Linked DNA regions of Homo sapiens: region 1 is linked to region 2. Evidence: read pairs that join two places in POLR2A ChIA-PET (ENCODE). Cell type or tissue: PC-9. All regions are shown on one strand. Each heading gives the region's core, and the rest is flanking DNA. Links, peaks and the distances in the headings are about the cores only. Region 1 overlaps HRH1 (histamine receptor H1). Region 2 overlaps HRH1 (histamine receptor H1).

What was found. ChIA-PET counts read pairs that join two places held together with the same protein. Peaks named below come from ENCODE experiments on the same cell type or tissue, not always from the same donor. Only the 100,000 strongest peaks of a DNase experiment are listed, where the experiment ranks them.
Region 1: POLR2A ChIA-PET joins it to region 2 with 8 read pairs; 3 of 35 experiments call an interaction of 5 or more read pairs at or near these places.

What each region holds. Positions count from the first base shown.
Region 1 is chr3:11,176,707-11,182,083 of GRCh38, reverse strand. All of the region lies in intron 1 of HRH1 (histamine receptor H1), which reads right to left. Among named protein-coding and RNA genes, the nearest start is that of HRH1, 25 kb to the right of the region's middle. In PC-9, for the core only: no CTCF peak of the experiment used is centred there; no DNase peak of the experiment used is centred there.
Region 2 is chr3:11,244,651-11,250,027 of GRCh38, reverse strand. The region is part of intron 1 of HRH1 (histamine receptor H1); the gene reads right to left. Among named protein-coding and RNA genes, the nearest start is that of ATG7, 25 kb to the left of the region's middle. In PC-9, for the core only: no CTCF peak of the experiment used is centred there; no DNase peak of the experiment used is centred there; H3K27ac peaks cover 923 bases.

The DNA of each region.
Region 1 (5,377 bases), core at 106-5,105, 68 kb after region 2:
TTGAACCAGGGAGGCGGAGGTTGCAGTGAGCCGAGATTGTGTCACTGCACTCTAGCCTGGGTGACAGAGCAAGACTCCGCCTCAGAAACATAAAAGAAAGAATTTTTATGCATGAACAATGGAAAGACAAATTAATTTAAAAATGAGCAAGGGGGCCAGGCGTGGTGGCTCATGCCTGTAATCCCAGCACTTTGGGAAGCCAAGGCGGGAGGATCACGAGGTCAGGAGATCGAGACCATCCTGGCTAACATGGTGAAACCCTGTCTCTACTAAAAATACAAAAAATTAGCTGGGCGCAGTGGCGGGCGCCTGTAGTCCCGGCTACTCGGGAGGCTGAGGCAGGAGAATGTTGTAAACCCGGGAGGCAGAGCTTGCAGTGAGCTAAGATCGCGCCACTGCGCTCCAGCCTGGGCGACGGAGCGAGACTCCGTCTCAAAAAAAAAAAAAAAAAAAAAAGAGCAAGGGATCTGAATAGATATTTCTTCAAAGAAGATATATAAATGGTCAATAAGCCCATGAAAAGGCACTCAACATCATTAGCCATCAATGCAAATCAAAACCACAATGAGATAGTACTTCCTACACACTAGGGTCGTTAAAATAAAAAAGACAATAACAAATGTTGGCAAAGATGTGGAGAAATCAGAATCTTCACACCTTGCTGGTGGGATTGTAAAATGGTCCAGCCACTCTGGAAAACAGGAAATTCCTCAATATGACTCAGAAATTCCACTCCTACATTATATATACATGAATGATATATTGTATGTGTATATATATTTTATTATTACTATTTTTTGGAGACAGGGTCTCGCTCTGTCACCCAGGCTGGAGTGCAGTGGCTCACAGCAGCTTACAGCAGCCTCAACCTCCCGGGATCAGGAGATCCTCCTGCCTCTCAGCCTCCTGAGTGGCTGGGACTACAGGCACATGCCACTAGGCCTAGCTAATTTTTGTACTTTTTGTACAGATGGGATTTTGCCATATTGCCCAGGCTGGTCTTGAACTCCTGGGCTCAAGCTATCCTCCTGCCTCAGCCTCCCAAAGTGCTGAGATTACAGGCATGAACCTCTGCGCCTGGCCGTGTGTGTGTGTGTGTGTGTGTGTGTGTGTGTGTGTGTGTGTGTGTGTGTGTATGCCTGAGAGAAGTGTATGTCCACACAGAAACTTGTTCATAGCAGCATTATTTATAATAGCCAAAAAGTAGAAACAATCCAAATATCTGTCAACTGATGAATAAATAACCAAAATGTGGTTTATCTATACAATGAAATATTATTCAGCAATAAATACAAGTAAAGTACCAACACATGCTACGGTGTAGATCAACCTTAAAAACATTATGCTAAGTGACAAAAACCACTCACAGACATTACATATTGTAGGATTCCATTTGTATGAAATGTCCACAACAGGCAAATCCATTGAGGCAGAAAGTAGAATAGAGGTTGCCAGGGGCTGGAGGTGAGAGTGGTATAGGACAGGGGTACCCAACCCCTGGGCTGCGGACCGGTACTGGTCAGTGGCCTTGTAGGAACCGGGCCACACAGCAGAAGATGGGTGGTAGGCAAGCAAGCATTACCACCTGAGCTCTGCCTCCTGTCGGATCAGCAGTGGCATTAGATTCCCATAGGAGCTCGAACCTTATTGATAATTGTGCATTGTGAGGGATCTAGGTTGCACGCTCCTTACGAGAATCTAACTAATACCTGTTGATCTGAGGTGGCACAGTTTCATCCTCAAACCATCCCCTTCAACCCCCGTCCGTGGAAAAATTGTCTTCCATGAAACTGGTCCCTGGTGCCAAAAAGGTTGGGGACTGCTGGTGTAGGAGGAAGTGGAGAGTGAGTGTAATGGCTGGAGGCTTTCTTTTTGAGGTGATGAAAAAGTCCTAAAATTAGATAGTGGTGATGGTTGCACATCTCCATGAACATACTAAAAACCACCAAATTCAGTTTAGACAGGTGAATAATATGGTATGTGAATTACATCTTAATAAGGCCATTTAAAACACAAAAGAGGGCCGGGTGTGGTGGTGCATGCCTGTAATTCCAGCGCTTTGGGAGGCCAAGGCAGGAGGATTGCTTGAGCCCAGGAGTTTGAGACCAGCCTGGGCAACACAGTGAGATCCCATCTCTACAAAAAATTAGCCAGACATGGTGGCGCATGCCTGTGGTCCCAACTACTGAGGAGGCTGAAGTGGGAGGACTGCTTGAGCCCAGGGGATGGAGGCTGCAGTGAACCATGATCCTGCCACTGCACTCCAGCCTGGGTGGCAGAGTGACACCTTGTCTCTATAAAAAAAAAAAAAAAAGCCACACACACACGCACAATAGCAACAAACTGAGGCCTAGGGAGGCAAAGAGACTTACTCAAATAAGTGAGTTCAGAACTGAAGTCAGGCCCCCTAACTTCCAGGGCGATATCCTTCTGGCTGACTTTCTTTCTTTCTTTTTTTTTTTTTGAGACAGAGTCTTGCTCTGTCACCCAGGCTGGAGTGCAGTGGCGTAATCTCAGCTCACTGCAAGCTCCGCCTCCCGAGTTCACGCCATTCTCCTGCCTCAGCCTCCCGAGTAGCTGGGACTACAGGCGCCCGCCACCACGCCCAGCTAATTTTTTGTATTTTTAGTAGAGACGGGGTTTCACCATGTTAGCCGGGATGCTCTAGATCTCCTGACCTCGTGATCCACCCACCTCGGCCTCCCAAAGTGCTAGCATTACAGGCGTGAGCCACCGCGCCCGGCCCTGGCTGACTTTCTTTTTTAAATTTTTTAAATTTTATTTATTTATTTTTTTAAGATGAAGTTTCGCTCTGTAGCCCAGGCTGGAGTGCAGTGGCGCGATCTTGGCTCACTGCAATCTCTGCCTCCTGGGTTCCAGCGATTCTCCTGCCTCGGCCTCCCAAGTAGCTGGGATTATAGGCGTGCGCCACCACGCCCAGCTAATTTTTGTATTTTTAGTAGAGACGGGGTTTTGCCATGTTGGCCAGGCTGGTCTTGAACTTCTGACCTCAGGTGATCTGTCTGCCTTGGCCTCCCAAAGTGCTGGGATTACAGGCATGAGTCACTGTGTCCCCCCGGCTGACTTTCTTCTGAAAAGAGGGATCATTAAAGGAACTGTGGACCTACTCCACGCCAGGCACTATTTTACTTAATCCTGCCAACATCTCTAAAAAGTATGAGTTCCTAACTCACAGTTACAAGGGAGAAAGCTGAGACTCCGAGAGGTGAAGTGATTTACCCAAGTCACCGTCTTAGCTCAGGTTTCCCAGACGCCACCCCAGAGACAAGGGACGTATGAAGGAAGGGCTCTCGGAGAAAGCAGAAAGGGTCTGGGTGGTGGGTAAAATCCTGTGTCATCCCACAGGAGGACCCTGAAGTGTAACTCACACCTTGGAGTTGGCCCAACCAAGGCAAGGGAGGTGGGATTTCATGCCCCTGGACTCAACAGTCGTCTGTCAAAGGCCGCAGGGGGTGGGGTGGAAGGTGGAAGTTCTTGGGCATTTCTGGACTCTGCACTTGTAGACAAAATGGCTCCCAGCCTCACAGCACCCCGCTGCAGAAAGATCACAGGCGCATGCCTTTGGAGGCAAAGGTACAGCCAGGTTGGAAGAGGGTTGCGCAGAAACTGTAAAGAGATCCAAGGGGATTTAGGCAGAACACTAACACTGTCACCTCCAGGCACCCAACGGGGAAATAAGGGGCCTGGGATTTGAAACCACATTTGTCCCCAAAGCCCATCAAGTCCCCAGCCTCTTCAAGAAGGATCATCCATAGGCTAATCTTGGCAGAAATTCCCAATGTGTGTGTCACAGAGGAGAGGATGATGAGCTAGAACCAGAAGGAAAGGAGGGCTGAGCCCAGCAGTCAGAAGCTGGCGAGGGACTTGAACCTGGGCCCCAGAGGGGACAAGAGAGGAACAAAGTATGCATGAGATAAGAGTGATGGGAGCTGAAGGACGATGACAGGGTCAGGCAAGCAGCACTCTCCCTCCATGGCCTGGATCTAAATGTCATCACACCACCTCTTCTCTGCTGCTGGAAGCTCTGGTTTGGGAGTGGATGGACCCAGATAACAGAGATGATGGCAGGCTGCATGCATGTTGAGAAGAAACCCCACCGATGGAACTCTTGGACAAATCTCTTCAGAGGGAGGTGGGGTGGCAGCAGGAACACTCTGACTCCTGCCTTTGTGCCAAGTGAGAATCTGCTGTTTGGAGAGAGGCCATCAACAATTGGTGAATCCCAGGTGACTGACCTGCTCCACTTAGTCACTCAGCACAAAGGGTCTGCTCCGTGAGCAACTTAGCAAGCAAAGTGAATTCATTCCATCAAACATTCATTCATTCTGCATTGATTAATGCCTGGGATGTACTAGGCCAGCACTGTGTTGGGCACTGGAGGGAAAGGGGCTGGGGGCCTTAAGATAAATTGGACAAAGTCTCTGCTCTCAAGGAGCTCAGCATCTAGCAGGGAAGATAGACACAGCAGGAATCACAGCTCAGGGGGACGAGTGCTGTGGTGAGAGTTATGAATGTGAGCGCAGAAGCCCAGAGTGGAGGACACTCCTTCCCCCTGGAGGAAATGGGGATAATTCACGAATGAGGTGATGTTTGAGTTGGGTCTTAAGGGATGCACAAGAGTTCATCAGCAAAAGAATGAGGGAAGTGCATTTCAAAGGTTACTTGGTTGATGGGCAGTAGGTCTGGGGTTGTACTTGAGTCCTGGTTATGCGCTGGACACTGCATGATGCTATCTCTAGACTCCCATGCCATTAGTCCCTAAAATTACAAGCTTAACTTTATTTATTTATTTATTTATTTATTTATTTAATTTATTTATTTTAGAGATAGGGTCTCACTCTGTCGTCCAGGCTGGTCTTGAACTCCTGGGCCTCAAGCAATCCTCCCACCTTACTTGGCCTCCCTGAATGCTGGGATTATAGGAGTGAGCCACTGCACCTGGCTACAACCTTAATTTTTTTTTTTTTTTGAGACAAGAGTTTCACTCCGTCATTCAGGCTGGAGTGCAGTGGCGCAATCTTGTCTCACTACAATCTCTGCTTCCCAGGTTTAAGCGATTCTCATGCCACAGCCTCCCCAGTAGTTGGGATTACAGGCGTGTGCCACCACGCCCAACTAATTTTTGTATTTTTCATAGAGACGGAGTTTCATCATGTTGGCCAGGCCGGTCTCAAACTCCTGAGCTCAAGTGATCCACCTGCCTTGGCCTCCCAAAGTGCTGGGATTACCGGCGTGAGCCACTATGCTCAGCCTACTATCTTAATTTTTAAAAGTAAAGTATGAAGCATCTCATTTGGAGTTAGATAGTCCTGTTCGAATTCTATTATTTTATTATTAGCAGCATGACTTTGGGCCT
Region 2 (5,377 bases), core at 58-5,057:
GCTTAATCTGCCTCTTCCTCCTTTTCCTCTTTACCCCAGCTACCCCACATCTTATTATTAATGTTACTAAGTCTAACTCACCTCAAACTATCACTTTCTATGCTTGTCTTGTTATACCCTGTGGAGATCTGCAGGGTCAAAGACAACTCTACTTCAGAAAAGTATCTTTGTCCTTCCTGGCTCTCCTCAGACTGGAAATCTGTTAACCGGGATCAATTAGTCTGGGAAGATTTTAACGGAGATTCCGTTAATTGGGAAACTTGTCCTCCTAAAGCAGAGCCTCAGCATCTCTGCCACAGTTGGTCCAATGTTCTATTGACAACCAAAAACCAGGGATGGACTGCCACAACGAATAGTTGTATATTCCTGAAACCATACATTTGTTTCACTAAAGGGAGTACTCCTCCCAATTGCCAATATAACCAGTGTAATCCTGTACAAATTTCCATTACTATCCCAGCTTCCCAAGGTTCTTACCCTTCCTTGAGCCATTTTTATGGTAGGAGCAGAAGTCTCAGGGACAGACCCTATAGGATATTTCACAATGTGCTTCATTGCTCCTCCACCTCCTTCACCCCCTTCTCCCTCTCCTCCTAAATCCTCTTTTTTTTTTTTTTTTTTTTTTGAGACAGAGTCTCACTTTGTCACCCAGGCTGGAGTGCAGTGGCGCGATCTCGGCTCACTGCAAGCTCTGCCTCCCGAGTTCACGCCATTCTCCTGCTTCAGCCTCCCGAGTAGCTGGGACTACAGGCACCTGCCACCATGCCCAGCTAATTTTTTTTATTTTTTATTTTTAGTAGAGACGGGGTTTCACTGTGTTATCCAGGATGGTCTGGATCTCCTGACCTCGTGATCCACCTGCCTTGGCCTCCCAAAGTGCTGGGATTACAGGCATGAGCCACCGCGCCCAGCCCTAAACCCTCTTCTAACCAAACCTTTTCTCACTTCATACCCAATGATAAAACTAAAGTTACCATTATAGAAGTTAAAGATTTAAAGCAAACTCTAGCTATTGAAACAGGATATCAAGATCCAAATGCCTGGTTGGAAGGGATTAAATATTCCATCCGCAAGCTAAATAAAAGCGACTGTTAGGCTTGTGCGACAGGTAGGCCAGAAACCCAAATTGTCCCCTTCCCACTTGGATGGTCATCTGACCAACGAGGCATGAGCTGTGTGATAGCTCTCTTCCAGAACCCCACAGCCTGGTGTAATGAGTCATGCAAGATTCTTCCACTGCTGTTCCCTGAAGTCAAAAGCCCTGCGGGTCAGCCCTTGAGGGCCATCCAGCCTGCAGCCCCTGATGTTAACTTCACCTCTTGCCTTTCATGGCAGGGGGAGAAGTTAGCATTCCTTGGAGACCTAACAGGGTGCAGTGAAACCAAGCCTTTTCAAGAGCTTACCAATCAGTATGCCCTTGTTCATTCCGGAGCAGATGTGTGGTGATATTGTGGGGGACTATCGCTGGGTACTCTGCCAAGTACCTGGAGCAGCACTTGTGCTGTAATTCAGTTGGCTATCCCTCTCACCTTGGCATTTCATCGACCAAGAAAGCTGAAGACAGAATATTGTAAAAAGAGACACGTCCCTCCTGGATCCTTTGATCCTCATGTTTATATAGATGCTATCGGAGTACCATGAGGGGTACCAGATGAATTCAAAGCCCAAAATCAAACAGCTGCAGGCTTCAAATTTATATTGTTCTGGTGGTCAACTGTAAACAAGAATGTAGCTTGAATAAATTATATCTATTATAATCAACAACACTTTGTTAATTTTACTAGAGATGCAATTAAAGGAACAGTTGAACAATTAGGCCTTACCAGCCAAATAGCCTGGGAAAAACAGAATAGCCCTTGACGTGATATTAGCTGAAAAAGGCGGAGTTTGTGTCACGATTGGAGTCCAATGTTGTACTTTTATTCCTAATAACACCGCCCCCGATGGAACAATAACAAAAGCCTTACAAGGCCTTACCTCCTTATCAAATAAATGAGTTAGCTAAAAATTCTAGAATAGATGACCCCTTTACAACCCTCATGGAGAAATGGTTCGGGAAATGGAAAGGAATTATGACCTCAATATTCACCTCCCTTATAATCGTTATAGGTGTGCTCATTCTTGTAGGATGCTGTATCATACCCTGTATTTGCGGTTTAGTGCAAAGACTTATAGAAACAGCGCTCACCAAAACCTCCCTTAGTTCCCCCCCACCTTATTCAGATAAACTCTTCCTTCTTGACACCCAAGAACAACAACAGAGCCTAGATATGCTAAGGCATTTTGAAGAGGAAAAACTATAAAATCAAGAGGGGGAAATTGTCAGAGATGATAAATTCTTCTTCGAAAAGCTTTAGTTCCCTGTTCTTTGTTTCTTAGACCAACTTCCTTATACTTCCTTGTCTCCTAGCTACCTGTTCGGTAAACAACCTTCCCGCCTTTGCCACGTCCAGACAAATCCAGATATGCCTTCCCACCTAGTAAGGGACAGTCCCTCTTCCTTCCCGCCTAATAGACCCTATTCAATTTTAAACCTTAGCCAATCGAATTAGCTTAGATTGGGAGGGCCAACCTTAGCCAATGAGGAAAGGACACAGAAGTGCTAGGAACTGCATTAGGGATAAAAACCCCTGCCCTACCCTGCTCAGTGTGCTCTTGCGATCGTGACTGGTGCAAGCTGCATCCTCCTGCAGAAGGAAATTTGCCTTGCTGAGGAATTTTCTGCCTACGTGCTGTTTTTCTTTGCGGCACCAGGCACTTGTTTCTAACACTCTGTCTCCTGGGTTCAAGCAATTCTCCTGCCTCGGCCTCCCAAGTAGCTGGGATTACAGGCATGCACCACCACACCTGGCCAATTTTGTATTTTTAGTAGAGATGGTGTTTCACCATATTGGTTAGGCTGGTCTCGAACTCCTGACCTCAGTGATCCACCTGCCTCAGCCTCCCAAAGTACTAGGATTATAGGCATGAGCCACTGTGCCCATCAGAGAAAACATTTTTTAAAAATTATGTATATACTATTTATCATCTAACAATTATATTTGACAGAAAATGATTCAAGCAATCCTCCCACCTCAGCCTCCTGAGTAGCTGGGAGGGACCACAGGCACGCACCACCATGCCTGGGTAATTTTTTGTATTTTCTGTAGAGAGAGGGTCTCACTGTATTGCCCAGACTGGTCTCAAACTCCTGGGCTCAAGCCATCTGCCCTCCTAAGCCTCCCAAAGTGCTGGGATTACAGGTGGGTGAGTCACCGTGCCCAGCCATGATTTGTTTTTATTTAAAAAAATCTGTATTTTTCCTTTTTGTTTAAAGAAAGAAAAGTTATGATTGAATTGTCATCACTGAACTAAAAATTACTGTAGCATTTTAAACATTTAGGGGTGAAATCTAACAATGTCTGCAATGTACTGTGAAATGAATAAAAAAATAGCTTGAATGGATAGTTCTCGTCAGTGAGATGACTAATGTAAGGTGCTTTTCCCTCCCTTCGGGACCTGTATTTTGAAAAATCTGGTCCCTGAGGTTTTCCTTGCATAAATTCCAAAGAAAAGTCAGATACTATGGCCAAGAGTGTGGGAGATATTTGGGGACATGGATCCCATGTCACTACACGCCACTCAGGAGATCCCGCTGGGTCTGAGGTGCCCTCTCTGAGGATAAAGCCATGCCTATGGAAACAGTGCTGGACAGAGGGTGTGCTCTGGGCAGAGAGAATAAAAGCTAAAGGAGCCATGTGAGATGAGGGCTTGTCTGCAAGGAAGGCAGTCACCTGTAGGTTCTCCCTAGCTCTGTGTCCTCAGAGTAGCAGCCTAGGGAGAGCTCTAGAGGCAGGAGCTGAGTCCTCACCCTTGCTCCGCTGCTTGCTGGGCTGTATGAGTGTGTGTGAATGTGTGAGTGAATGTGTATGTGCATGTGTGTTTGTGTGTGTGAGTGTGAATGTGTGTGATTGTGTGTGAGAGTCTGTGTGTATGTGTGTGAATGTGTGAGTGTGTGTATGAGTGTGAGTGTATGTGTGTATGTGTAAGTGTGTGTGTGGTTTTTGAGTACATGAGTGTGTGTGTATGAGTATGTATGAGTGAGTGTGAGTGTGTATGTGTGAGTGTCTAAGAGTGTGTGTGTGAGAGCATGTGCACCTTGAGTAAACAGTTCGGGGTGCCAGTTTACTCACCTTTAAAGTAGGGAGACTAGTAAGCCCTCCTGCCTGGGCCATTGGGAGGATCAATTGAGACAGGGAAGTGGGAAAGCTCTGCGATTACTTGGTAAAAAGCAGAAATGGACCCATCTTCTCTAAGAGTGCACAAGCAAACCATCATTTTTGAATTAAGGCAATGACTCCATTCTGAAACCATTAGGTGGGGAGGGGCTTTTACTAGAGTGATTACAGTCTAATCCCATCAGGCCCATGTGCCAGCAAACAACCCAGTCAGCGCTCCTTGCACATCCTGCGACACCAATGGGGGCAGCTGAAACAGTAAGGAGCCAAGCTTCTCACACATCAGTTACTAAATGCCCGCAAGCCCAAGAGGCATATCTGGGCGGAGAGGAGGAAATGGTCAGCTCAAGCTCAGGAGGTGAAGCATCTTACTCAAGGTCACGCAGCTGGGAAGTGGTTGCTAAGTTAAGATTTGAACGTAGGTCTATCTAACTCAGGGTTTCTCTATTTTTTTTTTTTAGATGAAGTCTCGTTCAGTCACCTAGGCTGGAGTGCAGTGGCATGATCTCAGCTCCCTGCAACCTCTGCCTCCCGGGTTCAAGTGATTCCCCTGCCTCGGCCTCCTGAGTGCCTGGGACTACAGGTGTGCAGCACCATACCCGGCTAATTTTTGTATTTTTAGTAGAGACGGGGTTTTGCTATGTTGGCCAGGGTGGTCTGAAACTCCAGGCCTCAAGTGATCTGCCTGCCTCGGTCTCCCAAAGTGCTGGGATTACAGGCATTAGCCACCACACCTGGCCCTAACTCAGGGTTTCTTAACCTTGGTCCTACCATTGACATTTGGGCTGCATGACTCTTCATTGTGGGGAGCTGTCGTGTGTACTGGGTGATGACATTTACCATTATCCCTAGCCTCCACTCACTTGATGCCAGTAGCTGCAAGCCCCCAGTCATGACAACCCAAAATGTTACCAGACACTGCCAGGTATCCCCTGGGGGATAGAACCACTGATCCAACTGAAGAACATGCACCCTGAACTACTACACTCCATTCCCACCCAAGAGTGCAGCTTTCAGCTCGAAGTAAGGCAGAACTTTCTAAAAAAGATGTTATCCAACAATGCAACAAGTTACCTTGAGAAAGACAGTAAGCTCCCCAACATGGGAAGCATGAAAGAAGAGGCAACCTGGATCTGATTCCAAATTAGAAATACTCCAAA